2 separate regions of the Homo sapiens genome follow, and region 2 is linked to region 1. A link is a loop called in an ENCODE intact Hi-C map of the cell type or tissue named here. Cell type or tissue: Calu3. All regions are shown on one strand. Links, peaks and the distances in the headings refer to the core of each region. The heading gives the core; the rest is flanking DNA. Region 1 overlaps LINC00970 (long intergenic non-protein coding RNA 970). Region 2 has its middle 14 kb from the start of LINC00626.

The links. A loop is a pair of places that touch in the nucleus more often than their neighbours do. Peaks named below come from ENCODE experiments on the same cell type or tissue, not always from the same donor. Only the 100,000 strongest peaks of a DNase experiment are listed, where the experiment ranks them.
Region 2: a loop joins it to region 1, with 4 times the contacts of the local background. A loop is called at or near these places in 1 of 110 quality-filtered maps.

Annotation. Positions count from the first base shown.
Region 1 is chr1:168,899,802-168,912,742 of GRCh38, reverse strand. It overlaps LINC00970 (long intergenic non-protein coding RNA 970), which reads left to right. Exons shown (of 5, transcript NR_104091.1): 4 at 4,773-4,884; 5 at 8,031-8,838. Among named protein-coding and RNA genes, the nearest start is that of LINC00626, 120 kb to the right of the region's middle. In Calu3, for the core only: no CTCF peak of the experiment used is centred there; a DNase peak (open chromatin) is centred at 5,462.
Region 2 is chr1:168,794,046-168,806,986 of GRCh38, reverse strand. No RefSeq gene overlaps it. Among named protein-coding and RNA genes, the nearest start is that of LINC00626, 14 kb to the right of the region's middle. In Calu3, for the core only: no CTCF peak of the experiment used is centred there; a DNase peak (open chromatin) is centred at 5,476.

The DNA.
Region 1 (12,941 bases), core at 3,542-7,541:
AAAGCTCCATTGACCAATGAGAGGCTCATGGTGAGTTACTTATTCTGAACCAAAGATTTCCCATTGTACAAAAGGGATAAGAAATCTTAGTTCACTGGGTTCTCATGAGGCTTGAGTAGGATAATTCATATAAAAGGACTTCCTGATCCACAAAATGCTTCAGAAAGTAAAGTATATTATGATTATTCATATCTTAGATGGTTGAAGAGTTAAGGGACAAAGAAGCTCCTTAATTCCTTGAAAACAGTGCAAGGAGATAATGCTGAAGGCCAGTATAGACCCAGCTCTCCTCTTTTAGGTCTGTGTTATTGATCAACCACTGGACAGATGGCATTGTATTAAGTGGGCTTGCTCTGAATCTTACTGATGGCACTTTTTCTATTTTGCTCTTTGCCCTCGCTGGCCACATAAGACAGAACTACTCAACTTTTGTCATCCCTTTGGACATCTTGGTCTTTTTTTAGGAAAAAAGCCTTTCTCCTTAAGGAACTGAAATGCATTTATTGATATGGAAATTATGTGTCTTGTTGGAAAAAAGTCTATTCTCAGAGAATGTCTCACAAAGAAAACACTGAATCAGATGGTACTATTCCTGCAGATTCATTCATGAAAAACAGCTGCCCCTCTAATAGGCAGTGAGGATGAGGGTCCTCAGGGTATTCATTCGTGGTTGTAGGGAAGCTAATGTCACTTAACTTAAGCTGGAAGGTATTTTATGTACACAGTTAACATGTTTCTTGGTTGTTTTTTGTTTTTTTTTTTGAGATGGAGTCTCGCTCTGCCGCCCAGGCTAGAGTGCAGTGGCACAATCTTGGCTCACTGCAACCTCTACCTCCCAGGTTCAAGCAATTCTCTTGCCTCAGCATCCCAGGTAACTAGGATTACAGGCATACACCACCACGCCTGGATAATTTTTATATTTTTAATAGAGATGGAGTTTCACCATGTTGGCCAAGCTAGTCTCAAACTCTTGACCAAGTGATCCACCTGCCTTGGCCTCCCAACCTTTCTTGTTTTGAAAATGAGAAAACTGAGGCCTGGAGCATGTTAAATCTCCCACCAGAAAAAAATATCCAGTTTTATGTCTTGCCATATTTCAGGTTTTATTTCATGTTTAGCCATACAACATTGTTTTCCTTTTAGTCTTTGTAGTGTTCTTTGCACATTTTTATGTCTGATCCTTTGCACATGTTATCCCCATGTCTTAAACAGTCTATCTCCCCTACCATTCATGTGACTGCATCCTGCTCTATACTGATTAATATTAATAGTACTTCAAATTTTTCCATCTCTCTATGTCTCATTCACCAGATTGTAAGTCTAAAGGGAAGGACCATTTTACCATTGTATATTATTGTATTCCTTATTCCCTGTCAAGCACCTGGCTCATTTTACATGTTCAATAAGTATTTATAGAATGGAAAAATAAATAAAACTATGCCACTATTTTTATCTTTAAGATTTTAATTTCCTAGTGACATTTTTATAGTCTGCAAGGGCCTAAGATCCTTAAGCCCTTGGTGTCAAGATAAAACAATGAGGATTCCCTATTTCAATCTAAGCGAAGACCCAGTCATAAGCAAAACTGCTTTTCTTGTTCAGCTAAGTAACACCTCAAAGATATAATAAAAAATGGAAGAGATTATGGAAAATGTTGGATTCCTATGGGGAGCTGGTTGCTTATGAGAAGACTTGTCTTTGGGAATAGCTCTAGCTACACGAAGGAAATTGAAACCCTCACAGTGGAATAGCTTACTGGTAAAAGTGACTCTCTATGTGTGGACTAATTATCAGTTGAGGAAGATGAACTGAAGAAGAAAATTCTTACCTTGAGGGTTTTGGGCATAGGGCTGGGCATTGGTTCAGTTCACCTTGGAAGCCTCCTTTTTATTTGAGGGCACAGCGCTAGGTAGCAGGCAGCCACGTATAATTGTTTTTAATACTTCTGTTCCCCTGACTTGAGTTGGAATGCTCCCAAGGGCAAGGACTTGTCTCAGTCATCTCTGGACCCTTCAGAACTTGCACAGAGCCTGGCATAGAACAAGCTGTCAATAAATGCTTTTGAATGAATTATTGAATAAATGGGAGGTAGACACACCAAATAGTTCAGATGTTTTGGTGTTTGCATGTCCATATGTATACTCTGATGACTCAACGCTATAGACAGAATGGCCGGCTACTTGCAAATGGCAGCCTGGGCAGTGAGTCCTTTGTCTAGCATTCAACAGTGGGGAGGCAATCCAGAGTGTCTAGTAAGGTGCTCTAATAAGGCCTGAGCCCCAATGTTGCTTATTAACTGTGTGACCTAAGGCAAGTTGTCTAGCAAACTTGGCCCCTAGTATCTCCATCATTTGGAAGAGCCTATAATATTATTTACATCTTTGAGTGGTTGTAAGAAATAACTGAATTTACACATGTAAAATGCTTAGCACTGTACTGGTGCATAATAAGAACACAAGAAATGTTGGTGCAAAAGTAATTACTGTTTTGGACCATGAATTTTAAATCATTATAATGAGGCTCAAGCACATCTTTATTAATCAAAATAGGAACCATTACAATCAACACATTTTTGCCTACAAGAAATAAGTTTGTTTATTCCTGTAGCCTAAAAATTCATGCCTCCAGATTCGGCAAACTCTTGGAAAGCATTTTCTGTATCCTGCTGGTTGTGGAAGTGTTTTTGCTGCAAAAAGTTGTCAAGATGCTTGAAGAAGTGGTAGTTGGTTGGCGAGAGGTCAGATGAATATGGCAGGTGAGGCAAAACTGCATAGCCCAATTTGTACAACTTTTGAAGCATTGGTTGTGTGACATGTGGTCAGACATTGTTGAGAGAAGAATTGGCCCTTTTCTGTTGAGCAATGCCGGCTGCAGGCATTGCAGTTTTTGATGCATCTTATCGATTTGCTGAGCATACTTCTCAGATGTAATGGTTTTGCTGGGATTCAGAAAGCTGTAGCGGATCAGACTGGCAGCAGCCCACCAAACAGTGACCGTGACTTTTTTTTGGTGCAAGTTTGGCTTTGGGAAGTGCTTTGGAACTTCCTCTCGATCCAACCACTGAGCTGGTTGTCACCAGTTGTCATATAAAATTCACTTTTCATCACACATCACAATCTGATTGAGAAATGATTCATTGTTGTTACATAGAATAAGAGAAGACGACCCTTCAAAACGACGATTTTTTAATTTTCACTCAGCTCATGAGTCACCCACTTATCAAGCTTTTTCACCTTTCCGATTTGCTTCAAATGCCAAATGACTATAGAATGGTCGGCGTTGTGTTCTTCAGCAACTTCTCCTGTAGTTTTAAGAGGATCAGCTTCGATAAATACTCTCAGCTGGTCATTGTCAACTTTTGATGGCTGGCCACTCTGCTTCGTATCCTCAAGGCTCTCCTCTCCTTTGCAAAACTTCTCGAATACCACTCCACTGTACATTCGTTAGCAATTCCTGGGCCAAATGCGTCGTTGGTTTTGCGAATTGTTTCCGCTGCTTTACACTAATTTTGAACTCAAATAAGAAAATCACTTGAATTTGTTTTTGGTCTAACATCATTTCCATAGTCTAAAATAAATATAAAATAAACAGCAAGTAGTATGTCATTAGCAAAAACTAATAACAATAAAATAAAATAAAATAAAGTGAGAAATGTGCATTAAAATGATGTATAATACAACCACATTTATTTAAGAATGTATTCCAGTATCAAATGGCAAATTCCAACAATGCAAAAACCACAATTATGTTTGCACCAACCTAATAGCAGCAAATGTTAACAACATCCAACATTTTTTGAGCACTACTATATCTGTGTGTTTATGTATGTAAGTATGGATGTATATGTATGTATGTATGCATGTGTGTGTTCTCATATCCTCAAAGCAGGCCTGAGAGAAAAGTATTACTAATATTCATGTTTATAGATGAATAAAGTAACACAGAAATGTTCAATTACCTGTCCAAGTTCATATAAACTGTAAGCGACAGAGCAAATATCTGAACCTCTGAGTTTACCATTGTGATCTCTTTGTTTTCTATTGCTTCTTTGCTAGTATTACTGTTTTAAAAAGGAGTGGAAAGTCTATGGTCAGAAGTACTAATTGCATTAGGTTCTGTATAAGGCAGTTTAGTAACCTAGCCATATTGCCACACAAAACTTTTCCCACTCTAGTGTGACTTTTAGCACCTATCTTTATATAATCTAGATAGCTTAGAAGTTCTCTGTTTAATTATTACAGCTATTTCAGCAAGCCACTGAATTGAAAGGGAATAAAGCCACTAAAAGATATAAAGCTGTCTTTGGCTCAGATTTACCTCACTGGTTACAATCTCAGCATGACCATAGGTGATGTTATGCTGCTATGTTTATGGTGCTCACTTTGCGTAAATTTTATCAAAACATACTTCTCTTAGTGGAAACCAATCTGTATGCAGGAATACCTTTTGAGTTAGGAAAAGTTTGCATTAATGAAATATTGAGAAAGAGAAAGGAAAAAAGAAATGGTTGGGGAAGTTGTATTTCACTGAGGGAAAACACATGTTTATTTTTAACACACCCAATATTAGCATTGGTTAGTGCTGTGGAATCCATCTATTTCTGTTTCTTCTGAAAGTGACCTCCCATTGGAGTCAGTCACTTTATCCCTAGACATAAGGATTCTCACTTAGTCAAATGGAAACAAGAATTATCAGCAGAGAACATTTACCATGTGTGTGAAGTGGGTAAACAGCTGGTCAGTCTCCAACTAGGGCTTTTGTTTCCCTTTTAGAGCTGAAACCACAGGAAGAGGCCAATATGGACTTCTCTACTACTTTATTTCCCCTGAGCCTGGTCAGCTTCTTCCAAGGAGATTACTGGGAGGAAGCTTCTAGGATTTCTGGGTATGTGAAGTTGGGGATTGAGTGGGGAGGGAGGAAAGGAAGAAAGGGCAGAGAAGTTCAAAATGTGACAGTGCGAGTACCTTTGAGGGTAGCTATTCTTAACACAAGTGTCCACATCAGGCAGTATAGATTCAAGGACCATGGCTGGGCAGAAACTGTGGGCTTGGTGAAGGATGCACAGGAGGAGTGTGAGGCTAATACTAACCACAGTATTGATCAGATTGAACTTAAATCATTTTGCTAGTTATACATCAACACATCTGCCAGATGCAGCCTCACAGCCCCTGCAAGCGGGGTCCTTATGCATCAAAGCTCTTAACAGAGATATAGATGAATACTTCCTCTAAGACAACTCTGAGAAAACTGTGGCAAGGGAAGGAGGCAATCGCAGAGAAAATGCTAAATATCTTTCTTTAGGCAGCCAGCAGGAACTCTGGAGCTCTTGATCTGTCCAATGAAAGCTCTAATGTGGCACTTCTGCCCAGAGGCCTCAGCACACGTGGGTCATCATAGCCTTGAGAATAGATGTGACTGTGCCATAGGAGAATAAAAAAAGCTAAATTCAAAAGAATGTCATCAAACCAGTTTGATGAATAATGTTTGCCTATTGCTTGTATGCTTTTGAAAGAAGCATAAAATCAAAGGCCAAATTGTTAGGACAGTACACAAAGCAGGTAGCTGGTTAGCGTGGCTTTCACGTAATTCCAAAGCTAAGCTCCTATGTAAAAAGAACAAGTAGGCTGTTGAAAAGACTTTCGCAATTTATTCAGAAAGGATCTCATGTTCTAAGGCAACGACCACATTTTCCTTGTTAGAGGTGAGCAAATACCCAAGTTCATGGCCATGAGATCAAATGTAATTAATAAAATGTTAACCCACTTCTGACATTAAATCCCCAGATATTGAGTGTGAGAAGGAAGTAAAAAAGCCACTTCACTGAGAGGCTGTGGCTTATAAAACCAAGAAGAAAAACCACCAGCATTTTTGCTTTTTGCTTTAAATTTCTATAACAATGAATAGTCTATAATTTTTATGGAAGCTGACAGTTTTGAGTATCACAAAGTTAAAAAGAACGAGTATTAGTATTCTCATTTGTAGGTGAAAAAACTGGGACTCAGGCTCAAATTCTCAGAATGAGTGCTACATCTCCTTTTATCCCCTCATATCAAGGCACATCCTATCATGTTATGATTGCTTCAAACTCTGCTTAATATGGGAAGAAGCAGACAGGATCTGCCTAAATTACATCCAGGCTGTCTCCTGGTAGGCTCCCAGATCGTTTGCTGTTATCCTAAAAAGGAGAGGCACAGGTAGTCATAATTCTGGTTTGATGACATGCAGAGGATTGATGATTATACAATAACTAAGAAATGAGCAACGACTGGCACTGTGTTAAGAACTTTCTGTGCATTACCTTCATAATAATCCATGAAATTGGCATTATCATAATACTTTTTACAGATGAGGGCACTGAGGCACAGATGTGAAGTAACTTGCTCAAGGTTAGACGGTAAGTTCAAACCCATCCAGGTCCATACTGGTGGGCCTTAATAGTTAATACTTTGTCATTAACTTTGTTGTCAATGCCATTCCTATGCATTTGAATGCATTTAGAGGAGCAATTCATATAGTAGATAGTAGCACAGACTCAGAACCAGGAGGCCTGGGTTCTAGTCCCAATTCTGCTACTGATTAGTATGGTATCCAGATCTCATGTTCCTTATCTGAAAAAATAAACCTTTATGCTACATAGTTTCTATACGTTCCTGAAAATCTAATGGGGTATATTCGATTAAAGTTTCTGCCTAGTTACTCAAGGGTCTTCATTTTCTAACTAAGGTTTGAAAATATTCTCCTGGCTTCTGTAATTCTGCAAGGCTGTTTTAGTTGCTTTTGAAAAACTAAATTTCTAAGAACTATTTTATTGAGTGCTTGAGCCTTTCAGAGCTCCTAAAAAGGTTCGTAACTCATCTTCTCACATTGCTGCTTGTGTTGACCTTGGCATCCACTGTCCACAAACTCCTCAAGGCCATCCTGAAAGGTGAGTGGGAGGTGGCAGATCATTGTAGCAGGCACTGAGAGAGCCACCACCAAACACCTTCCCTTTGGTTGCTTTCAGCAGCTTAAAAATCACTTTCACAGACTGTAGGGATTCATTTATTCCTCACAACACACTTTGAGGTAGGCGCTAGCATTCTCATTTTATAGATAAAGAAATTAAAGCCCAGACAACCATCTATCTTGTCTAAGCTCCAAACATTTATAAATAAAGACCTGAGTTCTAGCCTACATCTCCTGCCTCTAAAGCTAAATATATTTCCATTGCTTCTTTTAAGGAAGGCTGCATAGGAATTGGCAGGGCCCTATAGTGGCAGGTTTGACTGCTCCACTCTTTATCATCCATGTGTTTTGGGTAAGCCAACTAATTTCTATGCCTCTCTTCTGTGAAATAGATTAATAGTACTTGCCTTGAAAAATTATGGCAAGGCTCAATGACACATCCAGAATTACCTAGCTGAGTGTACCTAGCACAAAATAGATGCTCAAAGTCATCATTATTTTCACTTCTCTATGTTTGAAAAACTACATTTTCTTTTACTTCTAAGGAGTTTGCAGTTTTGTTGTTGTAATCTACTTACTACACAAATGAAGAATCTTAAAGATCTCCTATAGAAATAATTTTCTTGTCAGTAAACAGTAAAGAAGAGGATAAATTAGAAAAGTGAAAAATTTGTCAGTCGATACATCAGAATAATCTGGAGCCACAGAGTTAAGGCTTTCTTGCTATTTTTATGCCTCTTTATTCTTTTAGCTTCTAAATCTCATTTCCATTTGTTAAACTCAGATTTAAAAAGTTAACTCACAAATGATATGATGTAGTTGTCAGGCTGTTCCCTTAGGCATGATGCTCAGAAAACCAAACTCGAATGGAAACTCAAGCAATGTAAAATCTCTATTTAGCATACACAACTGTGTCCATGGTGAAACATTCTCCACTTACACTGTAATAATAAAAAGACTGGTACCCTAAAAGAATAAATAAGTCTCCAAGCTAGAATTTTCAATTTTTCATATTTTTATTCATGTGCATTTATTTTAAAACAGAAAATTTTATTTTGACCACCATCATCATTTTTCTGTTCCAGACATTGGATTCCCTGCTGGTTTCCCCACCTGATTATTGAAATTGATTTCTGGAGTTCAGGAAAAAGCAAGTCATCATATATCAACCTATTATGTGTGTTAGGCTGTTTGCATTATCACATTTAATCCATTTGACGCTGTGAAGGAGCAGGTAGTGTTATCTGACTCAAGTCTGTCCTTCAATTAATCTCACCACCTCCAGGATTCCTTTATGCTCTTTGTCAAGAACTCTGGTAGAGCAAAGAAAATGGGGATAGTTTGTCACGTTCAAAAATCGTATTGACCAAGACTATCCTCTCTCTCTCTCTCTTTTTTTTGAGACAGAGTCTCACTCTGTCACCAGGCTGGAGTGCAGTGGTGTAATCTCAGCTCACTGCAACCTCCGCCTCCTGGGTTCAAGTGATTCTCCTGCCTCAGCCTTCCGAGTAGCTGGGACTACAGGTGCATGCCACCATGCCCAGCTAATTTTTGTATTTTTAGTAGAATCAGGGTTTCACCATGTTGGCCAGGATGGTCTCGATCTCCTGACCTCGTGATCTGCCCGCCTTGGCCTCCCAAAGTGCTGGGACTACAGGCATGAGCCACTGTGCCTGGCTGATAATCCTCTTTTAAGAAGAAGGGGTATATATTTACCTAGGGAATTCCCTAGAGGAGAAGAGGCAGAAAGGCATAAAAGGAGTATAGTAAACTGAAATCAAGACATCTAAATCTAAGACCTGGCTCCATTACTGTACCCCTTTGGAACTTTGGGTAAATTCTTAATTCTTTCTGGGTCTCAATTTTCTCTTTTAATAAAACAAAGATTTGGAGTAATAAAACTCTAAATTCCTTTCCAGCCCTAGGACCTTATGGTCTACAGTGAGACTTCTTATATGATTCTAGTTAGGGTAAAACAATTCAGGATTAATAATAGTTATGTTAAGTACCCTAGGTTTTTAAGAGCTCAGTTTTGATTATGTATAATAATGAGTTTGACAAAAAAAAAAAGTTGAGTAAAGATGGATGGCTGAAACCCTCATTTAGCCTCTCTCTAGGCAGGGGAATGAATAGTTTGCAAGGGAAAGTTTATTTTCTGGCATTGTGCCAGAAGAAAACAGGATAGGCCTAATAATAGTCTAAAAGATGCAAGCACTTTGAGATTCTTGCTTCCATACCATAGTCAGATTCTCAGGGTCTCAGTAGACATAGCCTTGGAGTTGGGCAGGGAGTCTTAAAGCAGCGATCATCACCTAGGTTTAAGCTGAGATTCTTACTTTACAACGTGCCTTCTGCCCAATGACTAATGAATGACACAGACAGTTATGGGTACTGGGAGGTGGGAATAATCACTTAAGGGTGGCAGTGTTGGAGAAAAGTATAAGGAGGTGACTGGGAGACTGGACCTTCTTTGAAGGTTGGGTATGATCTAGAGAAATAGAGAATAGTTGGGGTCTAAGAGCACAGAAAGAGATGGAATATATAGTATAGCTGAGGAAAAATAAATGGGGCAGCTTAACACAAGCAACTCTGACATAGAAGTCTTCTGAATCAAAAGCAGAATTTTGAGGCACTCAAGAAAGAGGGGTATTAACTATATCGGTTATAAACTTTTTAAAAAAGTGATTTTACAGAGACTAATCTGGAGCGGGTAGTTTTGATATCTTCATAAGGATGACCTTGCCTTGACTCATTCTTTTAAACATTTTTTTTTATTTTTTATTTTTTTGAGACAGAGTCTCGCTCTTTCGCCCAGGCTGGACTGCAGTGGCGCTATCTCGGCTCACTGCAAGCTCCGCCTCCCGGGTTCACGCCATTCTCCTGCCTCAGCCTCCTGAGTAGCTGGGACTACAGGCGCCTGCTACCACGCCTGGCTAATTTTTTTTGCATTTTTAGTAGAGACGGGGTTTCACCGTGTTAGCCAGGATGGTCTCGATCTCCTGACCTCGTGATCCGCCCGCCTCAGCCTCCCAAAGTGCTGGGATTACAGGCGTGAGCCACCGCGTCCGGCCGCCTTGACTCATTCTTTAGCATTATTGTCCTTATAGAAAGTAATGCTATTAAAAATTTCATGTGTACATTGAGTCTTGAATTTCTTTTGGCACCTGCTGTCTCCATTGATTCAACGCAAGGAAGCTGTGTTCTCTTCCTTGAGCTTTATGAGTTTAAAGTACAGCCCATCCTATTGAGTGAGTTCTATGGGGCCATTGTCAAATCTAAAAGTGCTTTACAATGCTCCTGAGTAGATGGCATCCCACTGGGGTCATATCGTTCACTAATTGAAGGTAACGTTCTTGGATGATAGCAAAAACCGTATATAGCTCTAATAGCTGCTCTACAGATAAGCCCAAGTGCTATACCAAGCCAACCCCAATCTGTTTATATAAACCAACTATAAAATAATTTGCATGCAAAATATTATTTTACAAACTCCAATATCACAGGAGTAAACTATCTATTGAAAAGGCTGTAAATATTTGCATAAATGTTGCATAAACATGATGGGCTTTAGTTTGGAGTCTTTGTTAACATAAACATTTTTAGAATTATCTTAACCTAATTTATTTTAGCTCTAGACCAATTAATATTTATTCATAACCTATGTCTTTGGTAACTTGCCTAACTAAAAAGAGCCTCTGACATTTCTTTCCCCTGGTATAATTAAAAATTAAAATTTGTCATCGGTAACTTATAGAAAACTTTTTTCACGCTTATTTTTATCTTTTATAAATTAGTATCTTGGAGCTCAAAATTGCTCTTTGGAGTAAAAACTCTCTGTCTAGTTATTTAAAGAATCTATAAAATCCTTCCTTCCTTCCTTCCTCTTCCTTCCCTTCTTCCTTCCTTCCTTCCTTCCTTCTAGCAACTACAACATCATTTAGCATGTATATACATTTTAGTAAGCAAAGCATGGGGAATCAGAGGCAAATTATCCCCAAATCTCTGCCTTCTAGGAATACAAAGCCTAAGAGAACTAGATCTAAATAAAAACTGTAGGCTACATGTAGATTGAGTTGTCCTGCTTATTGAGATTAAAATGAGATTTATTTCAACCCTAACCTGTAAGCTGTAGTAGCCTTGAATCCCTCCCAATCTTTCCAAAAGTACTTTTGAGAGGGAGGATGGAGGGAGGGAATAAGTGGTGATTGGTATGATATTTACATGCCCCTTAACATTTCTTGCTGCATATGCTGTTCCTCAAATGCTGTTTCTGCACCATATTGTCCAAGATGTGAAACACAGTCTCTTTACCCCTGAGAACTTCACTCACACAAGACATTTGCTTGTGTGGTAGACTTTGCTGAAAGCTTGAGATGATGGAGGGGTTTCACACAGCCCATTATTTGCCCCCTCCCTTGATACACATCCTTTTCTACATTGTCCACGTCTCCACCCTATTAACACAGAAGAGAGAAGCTGAAGAGGATTTTGGAAAGTAAGGGATGAGACAAAGCATGAAAGATGACCAGGTGCTACCCAAGTTGTGGGACACTTTGCTGAAGAGAGGGATCCCTGTCCTCGTGTGATAGGCAGAACCTTCATCTTTCTTCTTCGTGCTCTCCTGTCCATGGACTCTTCGGTGTCTGCTTAGCATGAGCCACCAACTCCCATCTCACATTTCAGTGGCACTGAAGAATTGCAGAAACTTTGAAATTTTCTTTCTCTTCTTTCGCTTCTCTGGCATAAAGGAAAGTAAGCACTATACAGATTAATTGATATTGAATTAGGCCATTTCTTTTAGAAGAAAAGAGTGACTGTTTTAAATGTTATTTCTTCTCCCTTTACAATTGCAACACATTTCTATCTAGTCCCATCCTACAGCCAAGTGTTAATATGTTCTCATTCAGTGGATGATGGATTCTTTACTTTTCATCTTAAAATTAAATAGCTATGTTCTATACCAGAGAAGTGTTCACTGGCTACTAGATAATTCACTCCCAAATGAAAAATAAATGACATTAAATACATAATTCTGTCACTACTAGAGCACTGTATTATTTTGTTGTCATAGTCAATAGATACTTGTTCACCTTTTGGCAGCAGTGAAGGTAATTTTAAACTATAGAAAGGAAAAAGTTCCAGTTATACAGGAATTAATATTCTAAAAGAAATGTGTTTTCTGAATTTAATCTTTTAGATCAAAATGATAGAATTGTAAAGTCAAAAGGAGAAAAATTGAGGATTGGCTGGTTTGTATTATCATCAGTTCTCAAATGTTTATAAGGGCCATCTAAGAGTGAAACGACAATGGAAACACGTAAGTCATTTCCTAATCTTATTTTAACCTTCAGGTTCAAACTTTTTATAGAATAGATGAAATGATAGGTACTTCATTGATAATCTTTTCACATAATCCTGTTTATCCCATAAGTGGAAATACTTCTCAAGAGTGAAATAGCCAAATGGAGGAAAAGGTCTTGGATAGTAGCACATTTTAATGTCTTGTTTAAAATTGTCATTCCAAATTATGATAGTTTGTTTCCAAAGATGGCCACCATCAGTGTCTTGTTTCCCTGCACATATGCACAATTGCCAAATCAAGAGGTGAAGTCTAATTTCCCTCCCCTGTTATCTGGACATCTGGACTGATCTTCAGTTTTTGTTTGACCAATACAATCAAGCAGAAATGATATTACAGCACTCCCAAGCCTAGGTCATAAGAAACCTTGCACCTTTCCCCTGGGCCACATGGAACATTCCTCTTGGGATGCTCTTGAAACACTTCAGTCATACTGTGAGAAATTCAAGTCACATCCAAAGACCACATATAGAAGCTTCAGGAGACAGTCTCAGCAGAACTTCCAATCAATAACTGGCCATATGGTATAGCTATCTTGACCATAAAACTCATTTGGGCCTTCAAATGGTTCCAACCCCAGCCACCATCTGTTAGCACCTACTTGGGAGACTCTGAGCAAGAACGACTCAGCTCAACC
Region 2 (12,941 bases), core at 3,273-7,272, 110 kb after region 1:
GAGGTGGCCAAATCAGATTTTATTGAGAAGGTGAGATAAGGGAGAAAGCCAAATAGGTATTCAGGAAGGAAGATTCCAGCAGAGAGAAAAGCTAGCACAAAGTCCCTAAAAAGAGAGCATGTGTGCCTGGCATTTTTGAGGAAAGCAAGGAGGTCAGAGTTGTTGGAACAGGGCAGCACAGGGAGAGTAACAAGAGAAAATAGACCCAATGGTGTGGCAGCTCAGAGAGGGCCTTATGCCATGGCGAGGACTTGGACTCTCACTCTGAGTGTAAGTGGGGGCCAATGTAGGTTTTGATCAAGGGAGTGACATGACCTGATTTACGTTTTTAAAGCATTATTGCTACTTCTTTGTAGGGACCGTACAGAGGCAAAGACAGAAGCAGCAAGAACCGTTAGGAGGCAATTGCAATCAATATTCCAGGCAATTAATGATGGTAGCTTGAGTGAGCAGTAGCCCTGGTGAGGGCAGGAAATGGTAAGGGTCTGGATGTGTTTTGATGGTTGAGTCTACAGGACTACCTGATAAATTGTTTAACTGTGAGGAGTCAAGGATGACTCCCTGATTTTGGTCCTCTCAACAGAAGGACGGAGTTGCCAAAACTGAGATGAGGAAGGCTGTGGGTACAATAGGTTTGGGGTGAGGGAGTGGGGAAGGTTGGAAGTTTCTCTTTGGATCAGTTGAGGTTGAGATATCTATTGACATCCAAGATGTTGAGTCAACAGCTCCAAGAGAGCCTTCAGAGCCCCCAAGTTATATTTCTGTGTCTCAGATATAGTGGGTCAACTCTTTGTCAGCAGGCTGATGCCCAGCCCAGTTATTCCAGATAAAAGGAGATCACTCTCCTTACTTCTAAAATCAACTAGTTTCTGATTTCTTTCTCAAAAGAAATATCAGTAAACGGAAAAAATAAGCGACTTGGATATTCTTCAAAAGGCATACATATCCCTTATGATAACGTTAGATAGCAGTTTACACAGAATATGTGCAAAGACCTAGTTACTGTTACGAATGTCTTCCCTCTGCTGGGATTACATTCATATGTAGGTATTGACTGACCATCAGAACACCAAAATTTAGGCTGGGTGCTATGGCTCATGCCTGTAATCCCAGCACTTTGGGAGGCTGAGGCAGGAGGATTGCTTGAGACCAGGAGTTTGAGACCAGTCTGGGCAACATAGAGAGACCCCATCTCTACAAAAAATTAAAAAATTAGCCAGGCATGGTGGTGCATGCCTGTGGTCTCAGCTACTCAGCAGGCTGAGGTGAGAGGATTACTTAAGTTTGGGAAGTTGAGGCTACAGTGAGCCATGATCATACCACTGCAGCCTGGGAAACAGGGAGACTCTGTCTCAAAAAAGAAAAAAAAAGAATACCACAGTTTATACCTCAAAGTCTCAATCTTACTTGCTTTTTATATTTGGTTAAATTATTAGGATAGCACATTAAAAGAAAAAAATCAAAAGAAAAATATGTGTAATACTGTCACCCTATTGCAATGACATCTTTTTAATTTGTTTTATTTTCATGTTACTTTCCATTTATTTCCAATTTTATATAAAGGCTTGATTAGGAGACTTTTCAACTATAGGATTCAGAGAGGCCTTTGGGGGAAGTTAGCAGGATCCAAGATGTGAGGATAGAGGTATTTGCAGCTAATAGTGTGAATAAATAGAACTGAATTTCACTGAAACATTATTCTATTTTAATAATTTTCAAAATAGATGGAAGACCTGTTTTCCTGAGTATTATCTCTGCCAGTAATAGCACCTATTAATTACACTTTTGTGTCTGTGCACTTTGGGTGTTTTTGTTTTGTTTTGTTTTTACTATTTGCTCTGTTCACTTTTTTAGTTCTAATTACTTTTTTACCATATACTTTCCACATACTCACACATTCCAATTTCACTCTTGATTTTGTATTTACAACACATACAGATGAAATAAAGCCCACCACTTAAAATAACCTAGGAAATACTGCATCTTGCAATATCCAATTATTCACTTTCCCTACAAATTCTTAATGTCATGCAAATCAATGAAGAACCTCAGAGAAATTTTACCTCCCTCTGTGATTTTTTAAAGTAAACGTTTCTTTGAAGAAAGTGCTAGAACAATAGCAACAGATTACAGACTACCTTTAGATATAGATGGCATTCTTGCAAAGAGATAATTAACAACAAAAAGAAAGAGTGACAAAAAAACAGAACTCTGGAATCTGAAGAGCTCTTTTAGAGGCAAAAATAAGACCCTCTTCAATAAATGCGTATATTAACCTGAGCAAAAACACCAGTAACCTGAAAACTTACCTGATGATGCATCTCTATTAATAAAAATGTTTTAGTTTGTTCCTCCAGGAAATAAACGTATTTATTTATACCAAATGAACAATTGTACTAATATATTGTATATTTTATAAAATATATGCAAAACAGAAATTAAATGTAAGTTAACGTAAATAGCATCCTAATCATTTCATCCCGCACCTCAACAGATCATTTTTCCCCATGGGCCACATTTACCCTATTTAAGAGAACACTGAACATTGCAAGTGAGTGCTGTAAAAAACTTTTCAGCGAATGCAGCCTCTCTGTCTCAGTCTCCATTGTTTTCAGCTCTGGATAGCTGCCCTGTCACACCAAACACAAAACCACAGCGGTTAGCTCTTGTCACAGTGGCCTGAAAGCAACTACCCCAAGTGGTCAGCCTGAGACTGGAGACAGGAAGGCGTCATGTCACTTTAAAAGATTGGAAGGAGATAAATGCCACAGTCCCAACCAGCTCCCATCAAGTTCAGAATATGTCAGGCCTTTTGTAGGGCCCTGAATGATTTGCATTAGTATCCATGTCTGCCAATAGCAATATAAAAATTACCCCTCTTAGAAGCAGCGCTTTGATGTTTGCACAAGGCGTGCTCTTCTCTCCTAGGCAGGCATTCCCTTTCGTCTTCTGCTGGCCACTGGCAATCTTATGACTGCTTACACAGACATCCAGGTGCATTTCACTTGGCTGTTTCCCATCATGGGTTCCTTATATAGAACTTGCTCTCTTTTCTCATGGAGAATGTGTGTGTCTGTTTCTGTCCATATGTACCCATGTGCATTCATGCTGTTTAAAGAAAACTGCTCTAAAAGCTTGGTTGACATCCAAAGAAGGAAATAAATGATTGTGTGTTTATTTTAGACAGATGGACAACCTAGATATTGGTGATGGGATTATTGATTTCCCCTTTATGAGACAAACATACACACCAAGTCGTTGCCAAGACATCTTGTCCCTGGTCATAAGACAGTGTCTTAGTGAATAATTTATTTCGTCCATTTTAATGATTTGGGTGGTTAAATGGTAGAAATGACCTGCTGAACAGAAAATCAGCCAATAGCATCTTCAAAGACCATAAAAGTGAACTGTCATAGATGGTTTGGCTCACTGGTAAAGCAACTAAAGCTCTTCTATGAATGTTCTTAAAGAGAAAGAACCAACCAGGTTATAAACCAGGGTCTTCTTGAATGTGAAGGATAGTAAATGTTGCTTTAAGCAAGTCCCTGCACTATTACCAGGTTTTAACAAAGCAAAGCACATCCTACCTCTTACTACCTGCCATGATATTTGTAATAGTACAAATGAGATATAGGCCTGAAACACATTGCCATTTTAGCAATGACCACTTGTTTTCTATCCCAATAGAATATTTCAAGAAGTTATTACTATTGACAATTTAAATGTTAATAGAATTTTAGTTCAAAGTAATTGACTTTTAAAAAATTTTTAGGTTTCACTTATTCATCCAATAAGCATTTACTGAAGGCCTTCTAGGTATTTCATAGGGGACAAAACCCAGTCTCTATTCTTAAACAGCACTATTGTTATTAAATACAGGTTGATAAGCACTGCCATTCAGGGGGTCCTGGGTGCTAAGGGAGAATGCAGGAGGGCGAAAGGGACACCTAACCCAGTCCAGGCATTGAGAGAAAGCATTTAGAGGGAAGTGAGGTTTAATCTAAGAAAATAGACTAAGTGGGAATTAGCTATAAGAAGAGGATATGTAGAAGACAGTCTGAAAAGGGTAACACGACTTGCAAAGGCCCAGAGACTCAATCTGAGTCCAGAAAGTAAGCAGGTAAGGTTGGATTGTAAAATGAAAATGAACCAGTTAGAGTGGAGAAAGACGAAGCTACTGTGATAAGAAGACTGGGTGATGGAGGATCTTAGAAACAATGTTAGAGTTTGAACTTTATCCTTAGAGTAATGAAGGCATTGAAAGATTTTAAGGAAAAATAATTGTATTTTGGAAAGAGCATTCTGGTGGCCATGTAGAAAAATATCTTCTTAAACTACAGGTCATGATCCATTTGTCAGTTACGAAACCATTGCAATAAATCACAAATAGCTGGATTTTTACAAAATTAAATACATAGGATAGAAAATATCAGCATATACTGCAAAAGAGTATGGGAAATATTGTTTCATGAAGCTTTTGCTTCAGAAGTGTGTGTGTGCCCTAGATCTTGATGTGGAATTTATTTCTTCCTGTGGGTCTCAACAATAAATAAATAAAATTTGAAAGTACAGAGAATAGACTAGAGTTGAATACAAAACTCCAGCAGTTCAAAATTGTAGCCTGAAAACAGCAGTAACAGGGAAATACAACAGAATGGAGGAGTTACTCTAGAGGTAGAAAGAATGAACAGGAATTGGTGATGAAGTAAATGTGGTGAAGAGGTAGAGATCAAAGATGACTCCTAGTAGGATAAATAGGTATATGGTGATGATGCCAGCCCCTAAAAACAGGAGCACAGAGAGGGAAGCATGTTTGCTGAGGAAGATGAAGTTTCACTGCACAAATTGGCTATGGGAAGTATGTTAGTTTCTTATTGCTGCTGTTAAAAATTATCGCAAACTTTGGGGCTTAAAACAATACAAGTTTATTATCTTATAGTTCTGGAGGTTATAAGTCCAAAATAGGTCAACTGGGAATGACTTTTTTTCTTGACTAAAGCCTTTAGCCAGTTCTCAGCTTTTTCCAAATTACAATCAGAGGATCGTTCAAGAAAAAGTAAAGAGGGATTTAAAAAAATGTTTTAAGTTATAAAAATTAAACTCTACTCACTATTTTGGCACATAAGTTTATTCTGGATAGTTGGATACACTGGCATATGCAAAAATGCATTATCTCCTATTTAGTATGAGCACTGTATGCGTATTTAATTCTACACTGTTCATGTTGCAGATCTGTGAGGTTTAATTATCACATATATTCACACTACTTATCCTATTCAGAAACACTGAGAGATAAAATATATAAAGGCACTTACGTATCTGCCTTCAATTCCCTTTGAAGACTAAGAAAATGTTAAATACAATAAACATTGCTTCATAGAACTTTGATGCTTAAACAGAACTTAAGCACCATTTATTCTAATCCCTTTATCTTATGTTTGAGAAACCTGAGCCTTGCTCCAATGACTCACAGCTAATCGATGGCTGTGACGAGAGTAGAAGAGAAAAGGTTTAACTGCTTTTTCAATTCCCTTTAGTTGTTAACCAGAAATGGGCCTAAACATGGCTCCCTTCAAGTAAATAACAAAAAGAAAAAAGAAAAAATTTAAGTTAATGAAAAATTTTTTAAAGTTAAGATTTTCTCAGTATAGTTGATTTATTATTTAATGCATATTCAAGTACACTACAGAAAGCTATATGATATGGTTTGGCTCTGTGTCCCCACTCACATCTCATATTGAATTGTAATCCCCAGGTGTCAAGGGAGGAACCTGGTGGGGGGTGATTGGATTGTGGAGGTGGTTTCCCCCATGCTGGTCTTGTAATACTGAGGGAGTTCTCAGGAGATCTGATGGTTTAAAAATGACAGTTTCCCTGCTCTCTCTCCCTCTCCTGCTACTTTGTGTAGAAGGTGCTTGCTTCCCCTTCACCTTCCACCATAATTCTAAGTTTCCTGAGGTCTCTTTAGCCATGCAGAACTGTGAGCCAATTAAACCTCTTTTCTGTATAAATTACCCAGTCTCAAGCAGTTCTTTATAGCAGTGTGAGAATAGACTAATACACTATAAAACAGTTTACTACATTAATAATATGAATATATATTATGCTGAAGTTCATAATTCTAATAGTACAAATGTCCTGATTGTACATTTCCAGTTATGCACCTCCCTCCATTGCCACCAGACTATCTAAGCTATATGAAACATATAAAATATAAATCTGACCACTTATCCCCTAATTAAAATTCTTCAGTGGATTTCCATTGTCTACGCAGGTCAAAGACTATGCTCCTTCACTTAACCCCGTCCATAGCTTCAGCCTTCTCTCTTGCACTGCCTGTCTCAATCCTTATGCTCTAGCAACAAGAAGCTGGTCGTGGCTTTCATAGATCTTGTCTTTATTGCTTCTGTGCATTTGTTCCCATTCTCCTTTCTGCTTGAGATGTCCTGCCCCCTCTCCCCACCCACCATGCCCCATCACAGCCTCACTCCATTCTACAGGCTCTTGCTTGAGACTCAGCACTCAGATGGCACCTTCAGGAAGCTCTTCCTAACATGTTCCCTCTTTCCTGTCTCCTAGATTAGGTATCCTTCCTCCCTCATTCTGTATTTTTCTTTGCATAATTAGTCATTGCTTTTAAAGAGGTAATTATAAGACATTGTGTTACATGTTTACCTCACCTAACTTACTGTGGATTCCTTGACAGAAGGGCTATTTTACAGCAAGCATTAGTCCTAATATATTGTAAAAGCTTGGTATGAGCTCAATAAATGTTATTGGAATGATTAAATGATTAATGATTAAGTGAGTTAATCATACAAAGTGCACAGAACATCAGTTGGCATACAGAACAGGAAGAATGCCAAGGAGTAAATGAATAACTCTAAGATCTTCCCCAATCCTGCGTTCTTCTGACTAATGAACGCTGTACTTCAATAGGAGTCAGGTGATAAGTGGATGATCAGTAGAATGTGCCAGAGGAATTGGGAAAAATTCTGATTTGGAAAACTCTTAGGAAGAATCTTCAAGTGTGGGCATATCTTACCTTGGCCTTGCAAAGAGTTATAAGAGTGAACTGCAGAAAAATCAAAAAGTCTCACAAAATAGTTTGATGAAAGTTTTTTCAGTATGCAAGGAACATGACATAGTGTTATTGCTTCAAGGCAGCTCTCCTTCCTAAGTTCTTGGCATCCATCAAATCTTTCTTTAGTCTGTAATGGTTTTGTGCCTGGTACATCTACCAGAGGTCAAACTTCTAAATACAATGTATCCCCTTTCAATAGCATGGAGGGCCTAGAGAAACAATTTTATTTCCTTCTTGGCTGTAGTAAAAATTGCTGTTCTCTGTAGGTGGGTTGCATAGCCAATCAATCTCCTATAATAACTTGGGGAGTAGAACTAAAAATTAAACTTTTTAAAGAGAATGGTTTTCTCCTGTCCTATATCATGCCTCTACCCTTACCAGAAATGGGTGATGATAGCATTGGCAATTCAAATACTATATCTAGTTGCAGAATGATTTATGTAGGTCGCCATAGGCAAGCAGCAACTAAACCCAATTCTTTATAGTACTGATAGAATTTTTTCTGTCTTATTGTTGTTATATAGGCATACCTTGGTGATAATTGTAAGTTTGGTTTCAGACCACCTCAGTAAAATGAGTGGTGAGAGAAATTTTTCGACAAAATTTAATACTCTTTTCTTATAAAATTCTCAGCACTGTAGTAGGAGAAAAAACCTCCTAAACCTAGTAACTGGCATCTATAATAACCCTACAATGAATTCAATAACAGTAAAACACTGAATGCTTTAACTCTAGGATGAGCCACAAGGCATGGATGACTGCCATCAACCACTTGTATTCCATCTTATACTAGAAGTTCTAGTCAGTGTTTGATAAGGAAAGAAATAAATAAAATAAAAGGTGTTCAGGTTGGGGAGAAAGAAGTAAAACTGTTTTTATTTGCAGATAACATGATAGTCTACGTAGATATCTAAAGAAATCTACAAAAATATACTAGAACTAATAACTGAGTTTAAAAAGTTTGCAGGATACAAAAGTAATATACAGAAATCAATTGTAGTTCTATATACTAGCAATGAGCAACTGAAAATTGAAATTAAAAATGATACTTCCAATAGCAACAAAAATGTGGCACGCCTATGAATTAAATTAACAAAAGATATTCAATATCTGCACACTGAAAACTACAAAAACATTCCTGAGAGAAATTAAAGAAGACCTAATGAAGATACACTGTATTGATGGGTTGGAAGAGTCAATATTGTTAAAATGTTACAATATTGTTAAAATGATAGGTATGTCTCCTACATACCTATCAGAATAGCTAACATAATAAAAAAAAAAGTGACAATGCCCCATTCTGATAAAGATGTAAAGAAACTGGACCTCTCATACATTGCTGATAAGAATTTAAAAATGTCACAGCCTCTCTGAAAAAGAATTTAGTAGAAGTCATTCAAAACTAAACCTGCACATACCATACAACTCAGAAATTACAATCCTGTGGCTGAGTGTGATGGCTTATGTCTGTAATCCCAGCACTTTGGGAGGCTGAGGTGGGCAGATCATTTGAGGCCAGGAGTTTGAGACTAGCCTGGCCAACATGGTGAAACCACATCTCTGTTAGAAATACAAAAATTAGCCAGCCATGGTGGCATGCACCTGTAGTCCCAGCTACTCAGGAGGCTGAGGCAGGAGAATTGCTTTAACCCAGGAGGTGGAGGTTGCAGTCAGATGAGACTGTGCCACTGTACTCCAGCCTGGACAACAGAGCGAGACTCTGTCTCAACAACAACAACAACAACAACAACAACAAAAAGGTAAAAAAAGGAAAGAAATTACAGTCCTGGGCATTTACTTCAGAGAAACAAGTATGTACATATGTATAAAAACCTGTATGTACACAATTGCTCACAGCAATTTTATTTGTAATGACCAAAAACCATAAACAACCAAAATAACCCTCAATAGATGGATGGTTTAACAAACCGTGGTATATCCAGACCATGGAATGCTACTCAGCAATGAAGAAGAATGAACTATTGATGCATGCAACAACTTGGATGGATCTCAAAAGCATTATGCTAAGTGTAAAAAGCCAGTCTCAAAGGTTATATATAAATGTTATATATATCCACATATAACATAAATCCATATATAACATAAATGTTATATATAATCCACATATAACATTTTTAAAACAAAAATATTATAGAGACGGAAAACAGATGAGTGGTTGCCAGAGGCTAGGAACGATGGAGAGGAAGGTGGGTAAGAGCATAAAAGAGTAGCACAAGGGAGATCTTTGTGGTGATGAGCAGTCTTGTATTTTGTCTGTGATAGTGGTTACACAAACCTACATTTGATAAAAAGGCATAGAACTGCACACACACATTGAACAAATAAATACCTTTGAGTAAACAGACTGAAGGGCATCTGTATTTCTTTGTACCATCTTTGCAACTTCCTGTAAACCAATAATTATTTCAAACTAAAATTTAAAAAAGGTGTCAATTTTCCCCAAAGTGGTGTATAGATTCCATAGGATCCCGTTCAAGTCCCAGTAGATATTTTTGCAGAAATTGTCAAGATGATTCTAACATTTATATGAAAATTCAAAGGACCTAGGATAGCCAATACAACTATGAAAAAGATAAAATTGGAGGACTTATCCTACTACCTGACTTTAAAAATTATTTTAAAGCTATGAAAATCAAGATGAAGTAGCATTGCTGAAATGGTAGGCAAATAGATCATTGAAACAGCGTCCAGACGTAAAGCCACATATATAGTCAATTGATTGTGGGTTTTTTGTTGTTGTTGTTGTTTTTTGAGATGGAGTCTCACTCTGTCACCCAAGCTGGAGTGCAGTCTGAAATCTCGGCTCGCTGCCACCTGCACCTCCTGGGTTCAAGTGATTCTCCTGCCTCAGCCTTCTGAGTAGCTGGGATTACAGATGACCGGCACAACGCCGAGCTAATTTTTGCATTTTTTAGAAGAAACGGGTTTCAACATGCTGGCCAGGCTGGTCTCGGACTCCTGACTTCAAGTGATCCACCTGCCTTGACCTCCCAAAGTACTGGGATTACAGGTGTGAGCCACCGTGCCCAGTCATCAATTGATTTTTGACAAAAGTGAAAGGGTAATTCAATGGAGAAAGAATAGTTTTTCCTGTAAATTCTGCTGGAATAGCTGGTTATTCCTATGCAAAACAGTGAACTTAGATTCACAACTTATGGCATATACAAAAATTAACTCAAAGTGGATTATATACCTACATGTAAAACTAAAACTGTAAATTCCCTATAAGAAGAAAAAGAGAAAAATTATTGTGCCCTTGGGTAAGGCAAATATTTCTTAGATATTATACCAAAGGCACAAATCATAAAAATTTGATGATTTGAACTTGATAAAAATGAAAAACTATTACTATGTGACAAACACTATTAAGAGAATGAAAAGACAAGCCATAGTCTGAGAGAAAATATTTGCAAGTAAAATATCTGTTAATGGTCTTGTATTCAGAACATGTAAAGAACTCTTAAAACTCAATTTTTAAAAAAAGGATGGAAAAAAGACTTGAGCAAAATTTTACCACAAAAGATACATGGATGGTAAATAAGCACATGAAATATATTCAATATTATTTATTAGTTGGGAATTACAAATTAAAATCATGGTGAGATAAGATTGCACATCTATCAGAATGGTTACAATATTAAATAACTGTTCATATCATGTGCTTGCAAGGATGTGGAAGAACTAGAATGTGGTTGGTGGAAGCATGAAAGAGTACAGCCACTTTGGAAGAAAATTGGCAGTTTTACTCCAAGTTAAACATATACCTACCATATGTTCCAGTCATTTCACTCTCAGGTACTTAGCCAAGAGAAATGAAAACATATATCTGGACAAAAACTTGTACATGAATATGTCCATAGCAGTTTTATTTAACAAACTGAAAATGATCCAGGCATTTTTCAACAGGTGAGTGAATAAACAAATTGTGGCTTATTCATACATTGGAATACTTTTTAGCAATACATAAAGAATGAACGATTGATGCACACACAACATGGAGGAATCGCAAAAGAATTATGCTAAGCACAAGGAGCCAGACAAAATATAGTATATGTGGTAGGATTCCATTTATAGAAAAGTCTAGAAAATGCGAATAGATCTATAGTGACAGAGAGTAGATCAGTGTTAGCCTGGGAGGGGTGGGGCTGGGGAAGGCTTGGAAGATGGTATTACAAAGGGACATGAGAAAACTCAGGTGGTTGATGGTTATGTTCATGCTCTCGATGGTTGCAATGGTTTCAGGGGTGTATGTGTAAGTAAAAGTTTATCAAATTGTGCATTTTAAATATGTACAGTATATTTTATGTTAAGTATGCCTCAATAAAGCTGTAAAAAAAAAAAAAGTGCGTAATGGCAAATGGACCAAAAAGACCATATAAAAACAGACCTTGTTTTGTAAAGGCAGACGTTGCAAGTTTCACAAAAGGCACCTGCATCTCTCCTATTGCCTCCTGCTTCTCTTCCCTGTGGTGGAGGAAGGGTCCGTCCTTCCCTCCTGTGCTCTGGGTCCCATCCCTTTGACCTTCTTTGAAACTTTGACCTTTAGTCTTCACCCTCCTCCTGTCACCATTCTTTTACTCTCCTTTGCCTACTCCCGTGGGGACACAAATGTGCTCTTGGTATCTTTCTTTCTTTTTCCTTTTTCTTTTCTTTCTTTTTTTTTTTTTTTTTTTTGACAGAGTCTTTGTCTGTCACCCAGGCTGGAATGCAGTGGCGTGGATCATGGCTTACTGCAGCCTTGACCTCCTGGGCTCAAGCAATCCTCTCACCCCAGCACCTGACCCCAAGTAGCTGGGGCAATAGGTGTATGCCACCACACCCTGCTAATTTTTGTATTTTTTATAAAGACAAGGTTGCACCATGTTACCAAGGCTGGTCTTCAACTCCTGGGCTCAAGTGATCTACCCACCTCACCTTGCCAAAGTGCTGGGACTACAGGCATGAGCCACCACACCTGGCCTGTTATCTTTCATTTTAAAACCAAAATAAAACTCTTCTTTATCTAAACATACTCCCCTAGGTACTGCTGTCTATACACACCCCCTCAACAAATATACACACATACATGCACATACTGAGTTCCCCAAATCTGATTACAACACTTTTTGTAATTTCTCCCAACTTTGTGAATTTGCACATAGCATGTCTGCTACACTATTTATTAAACTAATGAATTGTGATAAAAGTGAATATAAAGTAGATACTCTGTTAACACACAGTTGATATGTATTAACAAATAGATCAAATAGATCTAGTTTTGAATTCTGGTTCTGGCAGAATTCAACAGTCACGGTATTAAGTGTGACTCTGAGTAGGTTATTAAACTCCTTTAAGAGGGTTTGCTACTTGTAGATGCATTTATGATACCCATTTAATGTATTTCAAGACTTGGTGTTAGAATTAAGTGAAATCATGTTGTTCTGTGTGCCAGCATCCTGCCAGGAAGACATTAGACTCGGTGGATAGCCAGCTGCTGCACTTCTGCCTGCCTGGGCACCAGAGGCTCAATCTTCCTCCACTTTCTCTCTTCACTTCTTCCAATGGGGTTGCTTCTTTTGGCGTGGGATGAGTCAGCGCGGCTCAGCACCTCACACAGAGGGCTCACCTCATCTTCCTTAAACCCGCCAATCCCTCTTCAAGCCCAATAAGCATTGCTAGGCAGCATCATTAGTCCACACCCATCGTGAGAACACTCATTGGCCACAGAGCATGGGAGCCCTGACTCACTCAGAGCTTTTCAACACTTTCTCATTCTCAGCCCCAACTCTATGTCTGTCTCCCTAAAACACTGATTTCTTTAGAGCAATTTAATATTTCTACATTTATAATAAAACTA